Linked DNA regions of Homo sapiens: region 2 is linked to region 1. Evidence: read pairs that join two places in POLR2A ChIA-PET (ENCODE). Cell type or tissue: OCI-LY7. All regions are shown on one strand. Links, peaks and the distances in the headings refer to the core of each region. The heading gives the core; the rest is flanking DNA.

Evidence for each region. ChIA-PET counts read pairs that join two places held together with the same protein. Peaks named below come from ENCODE experiments on the same cell type or tissue, not always from the same donor. Only the 100,000 strongest peaks of a DNase experiment are listed, where the experiment ranks them.
Region 2: POLR2A ChIA-PET joins it to region 1 with 5 read pairs; 2 of 35 experiments call an interaction of 5 or more read pairs at or near these places.

Annotation. Positions count from the first base shown.
Region 1 is chr6:154,681,209-154,686,594 of GRCh38, forward strand. No RefSeq gene overlaps it. Among named protein-coding and RNA genes, the nearest start is that of SCAF8, 50 kb to the right of the region's middle. In OCI-LY7, for the core only: no CTCF peak of the experiment used is centred there; DNase peaks (open chromatin) are centred at 1,603 and 3,123; H3K4me3 peaks cover 1,507 bases; H3K27ac peaks cover 2,391 bases.
Region 2 is chr6:154,623,648-154,629,033 of GRCh38, forward strand. No RefSeq gene overlaps it. Among named protein-coding and RNA genes, the nearest start is that of SCAF8, 110 kb to the right of the region's middle. In OCI-LY7, for the core only: no CTCF peak of the experiment used is centred there; no DNase peak of the experiment used is centred there.

The DNA of each region.
Region 1 (5,386 bases), core at 168-5,167:
GCCGTATTGGCCAGGCTGGTCTAGAACTCCTGATCTCAGGTGATCCGCCTCGGCCTCCCAAAGTGCCCGAACTACAGGCATGTGCCACCACGCCTGGCTATTTTAAAAAAATTTTGTACAGACAAGGTCTTGCTACGTTGCCCAGGCTGGTCTCAAACTCCTGAGCTCAAGCAATCCTCCCACCTCAGCCTCCCAAAGTTCTGGGATTACAGGTGTAAGCCACTGCACCCAGCCAGCTATGACTATTTGAACCTTATCCCAAGATCATATCACTACCCTTAGGACCAATTCTGTCCTTCAGTAGGATCTATTAAAGCATGTTAGGTAGTCTAACAGTATAGAACTCAGTGGGGTCTTCCTTAACTTGCTACTGCTCTCACCTTATGCCCATTTCAATATTTATACATTTACCTTTTTTCTGAGACAGTTTTTTCCTACAACATACATGGTATGACATACATAGAGAAAAGTGCACAAATCGTAAATGCTCAGTCTGTTGTCTCAAAGTGAACAGCCTCAATCACCATCACCTGCTTAAGACATAGAACACAGACAGCACCCCAGAAGCCTTCTCTATGCTCCCCACCAATCATGCTATGCTCCCTTCCTCCAAACATTCTACTATTCGGTTTTCTATTATCTGTTTCTGAGTTTTATTTACAGAGAATCATATGGTACATGTTATCTCATGCCTGGTATTTATGCTATGCATCATGTTTGTGCGATCCAACCTAGTTTTGCATATAGCAGTAATTGACTCTTTTCATTATATAGGATCCAAGGTACAAATATATTGCAATTTGTTTACTGATTCTACTGGAGATGTGTATTTGTCCCTAGATTTTGGTTCTTGTGAGTAATGCTGTTCAGAACATTCTCAGGGGTCCCCAGCACCCAGGCTGCAGACTGGTACCTGTCCATGGCCTGTTAGAAACTGGGTTTCACAGCCAGGCGCTGTGGCTCACGCCTGTAATCCCAACACTTTGGGAGGCCGAGGCAGGCGGTTCACGAGATCAGGAGTTCGAGACCAGCCTGGCCAACATAGTGAAAATCCATCTCTACTAAAAATAAAAAAATCAGCCAGGCGTGGTGGCACGCGCCTGTAATCCCAGCTACTCGGGAGGCTGAGGCAAAAGAATCACTTGAACCCAGGAGGCAGAAGTTGTGGTGAGCTGAGATAGTGCCACTGCACTCCAGCCTGGGCAACAGAGTGAGACTCCATTTAAAAAAAGAAAAGAAAAGAAAAGAAACCAGGCTTCACAGGAGGAGGTGAGTGGCAGGCACACGAGCATTACTGCCTGAGCTCGGCCTCCTGTCAGATCAGCAGAGGCATTCGATTCTTTCTTACAGGAGCATGAACCCTGCTGTGAACTGTGCATGCGAGGGATCTAGGTTGCATGCTCCTTATAAGAATGATGATCTGAGGTGGAACAGTTTTATCCCGAACCCATCCCCTGCCACACTATCTCCCAGGTCCATGGAAAAATTGTCTTCCACTAAACTGGTCCCTGGTGCTAAAAAGGTTGAGGACCGCTGTTGTATATGTCTTTTGTGTATGTGAGCATGCGTTTCCGTTAGATACATACGTAGAGGGAGTTAAGCTGCTGGGTCGTGGAGTATGCACACACTCAACTTCCGCAGATAATGCCTAAGTTTCCCGATATAGTTCTACCAGTTTACACTCACAGTGTATGAGATTTCTCATTTCTTCTTGTCCTTACCCAGAATGGTATTGTTTACTCTTTAAACTTTGTCCCTTGGGCATGTTGTGGTATCTCATTGCCATTATAATTTGCATTATAATTTGACTAATGAATTTGGACCCCCTTTCAAACGTTTATTGGTCGTTAAGTTATCATTCAAGTCTCTTGGTCACTTTCTATGAGGTTGTCTAATTTGTAGAGAGGTTCTTTGTATATTATAAATATAAGTATTTACTCGATTACACCAATTGCAAACACCCTCTCCTACTGCTTGGTTTGCCTTTTCATAACTTTAATTGTGTTTTGTTGAAAAACAGAAAGTTAATGAAGTATAATTTCTCAATTTTGTTTTTAGTTTTTCCTTATTTTTGCCCTCAGTCTCCTCTCCAATATTTGTTTTTATTTTTTATTTAACAATTTCTCAATTACTTTCTTTGAGAGGGCCTTCTACGTCCTGTTTAAGACATATTTCCACATCCAAAGTTATGAATATTTTTTCTATTTTATCTTCCAGGAGCTTTACTGCTTTCTCTTTCATAAATTACAACTCACCTGGAATTAGTTTTTTTGAATGGTGGGAAGTATGGGAGGTATAGGAAAAGTTTTATTGTTCCATATAGCTTTACAACTGACCTCGCATCATTTATTGAAAGGACTGAGCTTTCCTTACTGCTGTGTGTGTGTATGTAAGCGTGTGTTTGAAGACTACTAGTGTGAATGAAAATATCAATACTTCATATCAATACTTCATGAGTTGATTATTATAAGTGGTCACAAATAGATTCAAATACATTTGAATTTTTATTTGCTCAGTTACAATTGAGTTATACCCCATAAGAAAAGCAGAGAAAAAAGAAAAGGCAGATAAGGTTAAGACAATTAGAAACAGAAAAAGAAGGCTGAACCACATATAAAAGGGATTCCAGGGACAAGGAAATGAGTCAGAGCCTCCTAGATTTGCTCACAGAAAAAAATAAAAAAGAGAAAATATAGTATAATTAAACCTAGCTCATGGCCACAGGAAGGAGTTGAGAAGTTTGAACACATCCAGATCTCAAGAGTGGCGAGGTGTGTGGTTGTTATTTAAGTACAATTTAAACCTGAGACTGAATGAAGAGCCCATAAATCACTAGTAGAGACTGGACAGGGGCCACCCCAAGCAGTAAATTACTAAAGCAAGTGAGGACAGCAATATTCAATGAGGATATATTAAAAAACAAACAAACAGATTGATTACTGTGTAAATGTATCAATGTGCTCTCTACCCCCCACTCTAAACTTCCTCCCCGTATTAACTACAGGGAAATCATACTCATCAAATTTAGATTCTGGTAGCTCATACTTAAGTGGAAGGCAAAAAGGCATTGAAGAGTGAAAGTAGAAAGAGTTTCACTTGATACATCTTTTTCACTTTCAAAAAAGGAAGTGTCAGTTTCTGTCTCTGGCTGGTGATTGCGGAAAGAGAATGAAGAAGTTTATAACAAGGCACACATGGGGATGGGAAAGGGAGGGACTTTATTTCATAGCAGATAACAGCCACAATCATAATATACTAGCCTACTTCAGTTTATTAGCAATAGTTCTTTTTTTTTTTGAGACGGAGTCTTGCACTGTCACCCAGGTTGGAGTGCAGTGGCACTGTCTTGGCTCACTGCAACCTCTGTCTCCTGGGTTCAAGCAATTCTCCTGCCTCAGCCGCCCAAGTAGCTGGGATTACAGGTGTGCACCACCACAGCCAGCTAATTTTTATATTTTTAGTAGCGAACGGTTTTTGCCATGTTGACCAGGCTGGTCTCGAACTCCTGACCTCAGGTGATCCGCCTGCCTCAGCCTCCCAAAGGGCTGAAATTACAGGTGTGAGCCACCATGCCCGGCCAGGAATAATTCTTTAGGTCATTTTTAGACACCTGATTTACTCAATTTACTCACTAAGACCAGTTGGTGGTCATATATAGAGCTTTCAGATGAGGGGGAAACATCCCCTTTAAGATGAAAAAAAAGTCTATTATTCCTTACATTAACTTAAGCATCATCCACTATACCTGATATCTGCAAATTTTGAGTCTCTCCAAAGTACTGCAGAGTGGATTGGCTCTCTCTTAGCAGTACCCCTATTGCCCAGGCTGGAGTACAGTGGTGTGATCTCAGCTCACTGCAGCCTCCACCTCCTGGGCTCAAGCAATCCTCCCACCTCAGCCTCCCAAGTAGCTGGGACTACAGGCCTACACCACCACACCCAGCTGGTTATTTTTTATTTTTTCTAGTTACAGTATCTCATTATGTTGTCCAGGCTGGTCTCAAATTCCTGGCCTCAAGTGATCCTCCCACCTCGGTCTCCCAAAGTGCTGGGATTATAGGCATGAGCCACCATGCCTCACCTCTTTTTTTAATATGGAAGATATGACAGAGGCTCTGAATTAGTAGAGGATTTATTGATCACTGTTGATTGTCTGATTTGCACTCATTCACTATATATTTACCACTGACTTCTTACCACATAGCAAGTACAACTGCTCAAAGCACTGAAAAGCATGAGACTGGAGGGGTGCAATGGCTCACACCTGTAATCCCAGCACTTTGGGAGGTCACAAGGGCAGATTGCCTGAGGCCAGGAGTTTGAGACCAGCCTGGGCAACATAGTGAGACCCCCTGTTAATACAAAAAAATTAAAAAATTAGCTGGGCATGGTGGGACGCTGGAATTAATACAAAAAAATTTAAAAAATTAGCTGGGCACACTGGTAGTCCCAGCTACTTAGGAGGCTGAGATGGAAGATCTCTTGAATCCGGGAGGTTGATGCTGCAGTGACCTATGATCATGCCACTGCACTCTAGCCTGGGTGACAGAGACTCTGACTTAAAAAAAAAAAAAGTGAGACCCCTCCAAAAGTTCTCATATTCTCTCTTTTTTTTTTTTCTTGAGACAGAGTCTTGCTCTGTCGACCAGGCTGGAGTGCAGTGACATGATCTCAGCTCACTGCAACCTCCGCCTCCCATGTTCAAGCAATTCTCCTGCCTCAGCCTCTGTAGTAGCTGGGATTACAAGTGCGCACCACCACACCCAGCTAATTTTTGTATTTTCAGTAGAGACGGGGTTTTGCCATGTTGGCCAGGCTGGTCTCAAACTCTTGACCTCACGTGATCCACCTGCCTCAGCCTCCCAAAGTGCTGGGATTATAGGCGTGAGCCACCACGCCCAGCCAATTCTCATATTCTTGACCTGAAATTGTTTACAGTCTAACGGTGAAGAGGAGAGATAAATAGATACAGGTACTACATGAGATACCATGACACCATGGAAAGAGGGAACTCAAGTTTATCTTGAGACAGGGAAATAATTATAGAAGCAGTGATGTTTTTGCCTCGACTTAGAAGAGTAGGAGTTTGGAACCTATACAAGTTGGGTAAACAGCATGTAAAAAACAAGGTGTTCAGAGAGCATGGTACCACTGAGAACTTACAAGTGGCTTGATATTTTTGGAGCATGAAGTGTCACAAGAGAATAATTATAAGTTGGCACCACATGCAGCAAATGCAAATTAGTGTGACATGGACAGTTGCTGTGACAGAAGTATTTTATAAAGAAGGTTGTTATCAACCTGCAAAAACACTTTAAAAATGGTACAGAAAACTTAGTGTTTTCTTCTAAGCCAAATTCATATTTCAGCCTCTTTGAACTCTGGT
Region 2 (5,386 bases), core at 299-5,298, 57 kb before region 1:
GTATCGTGAGGGCAGCACCAAGCCATGAGAGATCCACCCCTATGACCCAAACATCTCCCACCAGGCCCCACCTCCAACACTAGGAATTACATCTCAACATGAGAGTTGGAGGGGACACCCAAACTCTATCACATGATAACCCTCTGAAGAAGCTAATTGTCCCTTGACCAGGCACAGTGGCTCACACCTGTAATCCCAGCACTTTGGGAGGCCAAGGTGGGCAGATCTCTTGAGGTCAGGAGTTCAAGACCAGCCTGGCCAACATGGTGAAACCCTGTCCCTACTAAAAACACAAAAATTAGCTGGGCGTGGTGGCAGGTTCCTGTAATCCCAGCTACTCAGGACACTGAGGTGAGAGAATCACTTGAACCTGGAAGGCGGAGGTTCAGTGAGCAGAGATCGCACCACTGCAGTCCAGCCTGGGCGACAGAGCAAGACTCTATCTAAAAAAAAAAAAAAAAAAGAAAGAAAAGAAAGTAATTATCCCGTTTGACAGGTTGGGATAGTGAGGCTCTCAGAGGCTGGGTACTTGCCTGAGGCTATAGAGCTGGTAAGTGGGGAAGCTGGTACGCAAGCCCAGGTAGCCAGACTCCACCCCATCGTCTGTCTCTCCAAGTCCAGGAGCCTCTGAATTCCTGAGCTGATGGCCTGTTCTCTAACTGCCAGGAGTCAAAAAAAAAAAGCACAAATGTGACCTTTGCAGTGTCCAAAACTCACATGTGCCTGTCTCTCCGACATGCCAAGGGACTTGAAATGCTGACAAGGAACAATTTACAAATATCACTCCAAAGACTACAGAGAGAGACAGGGAGTAAGTAAAATAAGTGAAAGATCCAAACTTGAGAAGAAATAGTCTAATTATCCTCAAGGTATATTATGATTTCCTATATTCAGCTATATTCTGAATATTTGTTTCAGCCTAGAAATATCTCACTATTTTGCTCTAGTTTGTGGGAAGACAAATTAAGATCAAGGATTATATTTTTCCTTTTCTCTCTTTTTAAATTTGTACCAAGGTAATGCTGGTGAAAGATAGCTCTCTGGTTTCAGTCCTCAATCAACAAATATAAAAAGGTCTGATATGATTTGGCTGTGTCCCCACCCAAATCTCATCTTGAATTATAGCTCCCATAATTCCCATGAGTTGTGGGAGGGACCTGGTGGGAGATCACTGAATCATGGGGGCAGTTTCCCTCATACTGTTCTTGTGGTAGTGAATAAGTCTCATGAGATCTGATGGTTTTGTAAGGGGAAGCCCCTTTTGCTTGGTTCTCATTTTCTTCTTGCCTGCTGCCATGTAAGACGTGACTTTGCTCCTCCCTCACCTTCTGCCATAATTGTGAGGCCTCCCCAGCCATGTGGAACTATGATCCCATTAAACCTGTTTCCTTTATAAATTACCCAGTCTCAGGTATGTCTTTATCAGCTGTGTGAAAACAGACTAATACAACGTCCTTACTCCATTCTACTTCTCAAATATTTAAATGATTTTCAAGAGATATTATACACAACATTAACTCAGAGATGGTTTTATTAAACACACAAGAAGAAAAAACAAAACGAAACAAACATATTTTTATTCTTCTCTATATCTCTAGCTTGGAGGAGAAGGAAAGAATGAGTATATTATGGATGTATTGTTAAGCCAGCCAAATTGAGTTTATCTTTTCTTTCTAAGGGATAGAGAGATACAACTGCAACCAGAGAACCCCTGTCTTTGTCTCTTCCCTTAGCATTTTCCTGACTGTATAGGCTATTTGAGTTTATATTCCAATAGTAGCACTAGCCAGTAAACAGAGAATACCCAATTACCAAAGCTCACATTGCTCAACCCTAAGAAATAGTGACTAGAATTTCTTATTTTGTTCCCAAACATGGAGAAAGAGAAATTATGTTATTCCCAAATTACTTTTCGAATGTATGTATCCAATATACAATTTACAATAGAATATATACAATATTAATGTATTTTGGTAGCAGGGACAGGAATGCAAGCAGGGGGAAAAGGTAATTTTAAGTTATTTTTTAAATGAAGACCTATTTCATTTACTGCAGACTTCAATTCATTAGAACAAAATTTTGAAAGAAAATTTAATGTTTTCTTTAAGTATATAAACAGGTATATAAAAGTCTATTTAAATATACAGTATCTTTCTCACAGAAGGAAGTCTGGCTTAGTAACATCCAGAATTTGAATTTAAAGCGACTCATGCCACAGGAGCTGGTTCAACTCTGTTGGAAAAAAGAGAGAGAGAGGAAAAAAAAACACAAAACTAGGAATGCATCCCAGAAGAATTCTGCTCTCTTATTTCCTTTTTCGTATTTAGCACACAATCTATCCTCAATTTCCTGAATTGTCATTGCTCTCCATTTAATAAACAAATGATAAAGAGAAAACCCAAGTCATGAAATCAGTGGCTCAATAATCTTCACTTGCGTTTTTAAAAACCCCTAAGCTCCAAGGGCCACTTTAATTTAAAGCCTAGGGCCAATGACTTGTGGAGAAGTTTCCTTTTTTTTTCTTTTTAAGAAGAAAAGCAACCAATATAAATAATGAAACTTAGTGACAAATTCTAAACAGTCTTTTTTGTGTTTAAATATTTTCATCAGTTTTAGTTCTTACCACAGCACCCTGGCTCTCAAAACTTTATTTTTTTAATAATCCCACAAAGATGAATTTCCCTGAATTTGCTTCTTGATACCATTCCAGTAGTCAAAATGGGCAATTGACTTTATTGGTTTTCTAATAATCTGGACACTGGGCCAAAAGAATTCCATGCATCTCTGACTGTTCCCGATACTTGTTTTTCATTTCTAAGGGTAAATACTCTGGAAGGCAGTTTTAGATGACTGGAAAGGACATAATGTTATTTCTATTGAAACTGACTTTCATTAGGAAACCTCATACTGTATTAAACCAGGCTCTTATACTCTCCTGACAAGAATGTTATCTGGAAAGCCATGGTTGACTTCCATGAAGTCAAACTCAGAACTCAAAAATGTACTCAGAAAGCCCTAGGTTTTCTTGAAAATTATAATCCTTCGTAAACTTAATCTCTTTGAAACTTAACAGAGAGCACTTTCTGAAAAAAATACGTTCCATGTACTTACTCTTCACCTAGTAAAATCATTCTTGTTTGTTCTAAAATAACTCAGTTGAGCTTTCAAAGATGGCTTTACATTTTTTTATATTGAAATTTTATTTCAAATGTTTTATTTATTTTTATTTTTTTGAAACAGAGTCTCACTCTGTTGCCCAGGCTGGAGTGCAGTGGCACGATCTCGGCTCACTGCAGCATCTGCCTCCTGGGTTCAAGCAATTCTCCCATCTCTGCTTTCCAAGCAGCTGGAACTACAGTTGCACACCACCACACCCGGTATTTCTTGGTAGAGATGGTGTTTCATCATGTTGGCCAGGCTGGTCTCAAAATCTTGATCTCAAGTGATCCACCCACCTCTGCCTCCCAAAGTGTTGGGATTACAGGCGTGGGCCACCACCTGTAATCAAATGTTTTCTTTATAAGGTAACCCATTTTACCTTCCCTTAGGAAGAATGATGGATTAAATCATTTTTATTTCTTCTTTTTATTTTATGTATTTTATGCACTTCTATGAATCCATAAATATTTCATTTACAAGATATTCACTAGTAATATTGTCTACATGTTATCTGATCTTTTGATTCTTGAGTTTTAATCAACAAAATGAGAAGATTGACTAAAGATGATCTCTAAGTTAACTTCTGTAGTTAAACTGAACTTTCAGTGGAAATCCTATTTAAGTCCTTACCATACGTACTCCATGTCTGTCCTACACTACACTTTAAGGAAAGACACAGTAGATATCAAGGTTACTCTTCAGTGGACACACACCAAAATGTTTCACTCAGTTGAATTATCTGCTATTACTTCAAAGTCCTTAATTCGTTTCTGCAAAAGTAATCAAAATGCCAGAGAAAATTAATAATTTTCATTCTGAATTTGGCCCCAAAATCTTTGAGCTTTTCTGTCTTTCCTCTGTGGAATCCTTTCCACGTTCCCACACTGGTGGAGTTAAAAGTTCCAAAAAGCTTCTGTATTATTTGAACTTATAAAATGACCTCCTTCACTTGGAAAAGCATCCTAAAATACATGAATAAGAATTATTTTGGCCGGGCGCAGTGGCTCTCACCTGTAATCCCAGCACTTTGGGAGGCCAAGGCGGGTGGATCACTTGAAGCCAAGAGTTCAAGACCAGCCTAGCCAACATGGTGAAACCCTGTCTCTACTAAAAATACAAAAAGTTAGCCAGATGTGGTAGTGCACGCCTGTAATCCCAGCTACTCGGGTGGCTGAGACATGAAAATCACTTGAACCTGGGAGGCAGCAGTTGCAGTGAGCTGAGATTGCGCCACTGCACTCCAGCCTGGGCAACAGAGTGAGACTCTGTCTCCAAAAAAAAAAAAGGAATCATTTTACCCAATATGTGAAACACTGAGATTTTGCAAACGTGTTTACTTTTGAAAGGTGTAATTACATTCAGCTTTAAATTATGCAGAACAGATTTTTCAAGTGGTAATATAAACATCTCTTTTAAAGTAACTAATGGAGACCTTGTACTACGTAAAACAACATTTACACAGTTAACAATCTGCTAGGTAGTACTTTAAATGTTTCGTGACCTTCTTGGGCACACTGATATGTTTCTGTTATGAGATTTAATTTTCTGTTACTTCGAAGAGCCGTAGTGGGTCCACACATATCACTTACATAGCAACTAGCTTCATGACAATAGACACAATGGCAAGGTAATTAATACTGTAAGAGGGAGAGATTTTAAATGTGAAAGAATTCAAAAATAAAATTCATAGTGGAAAAGGCCTTTTTATTTTTTAATTTTTATCATATATACTTAAGATGTACATGATGTTTTGATATACATAGTGAAATAGTTATTATAGTCAAGCAAATTAGCATAGCCATTATTTCACAAGTTCTCTGTGTGTGTGTGTGTGTGTGTGTGTGTGTGTGTGTGTGTGTAAGAGCACCTAAAATCTCGTTTGTTAGCAAGTTTCCAGTATACAGTATAATATTATAATTAGAGTCCTCCTGTTGCTCATTGGATCTCTAGATAAGAAGGCTTTTTTTTTTTTTTTTTAGCAAGCAATGGGTTTCTGGGGAAAAGAAGAAAGCTTTTTCAAATGTGACTCAAAATCTAGAAATCATGCAACAAAGAACTGCTAAACTTGACTGAAAATTGGGAGATGTTGGTCAAAGGGTACGAATGTTTGCTTATAGAGTGACTACATTCCAGACATCTAATGTACAGCACAGTGACTACAGTTAATACTGTATCGTATACTTCAAATTTGCTGAGAGAGTAGATCTTCACACAAGGAGAGTGCTCT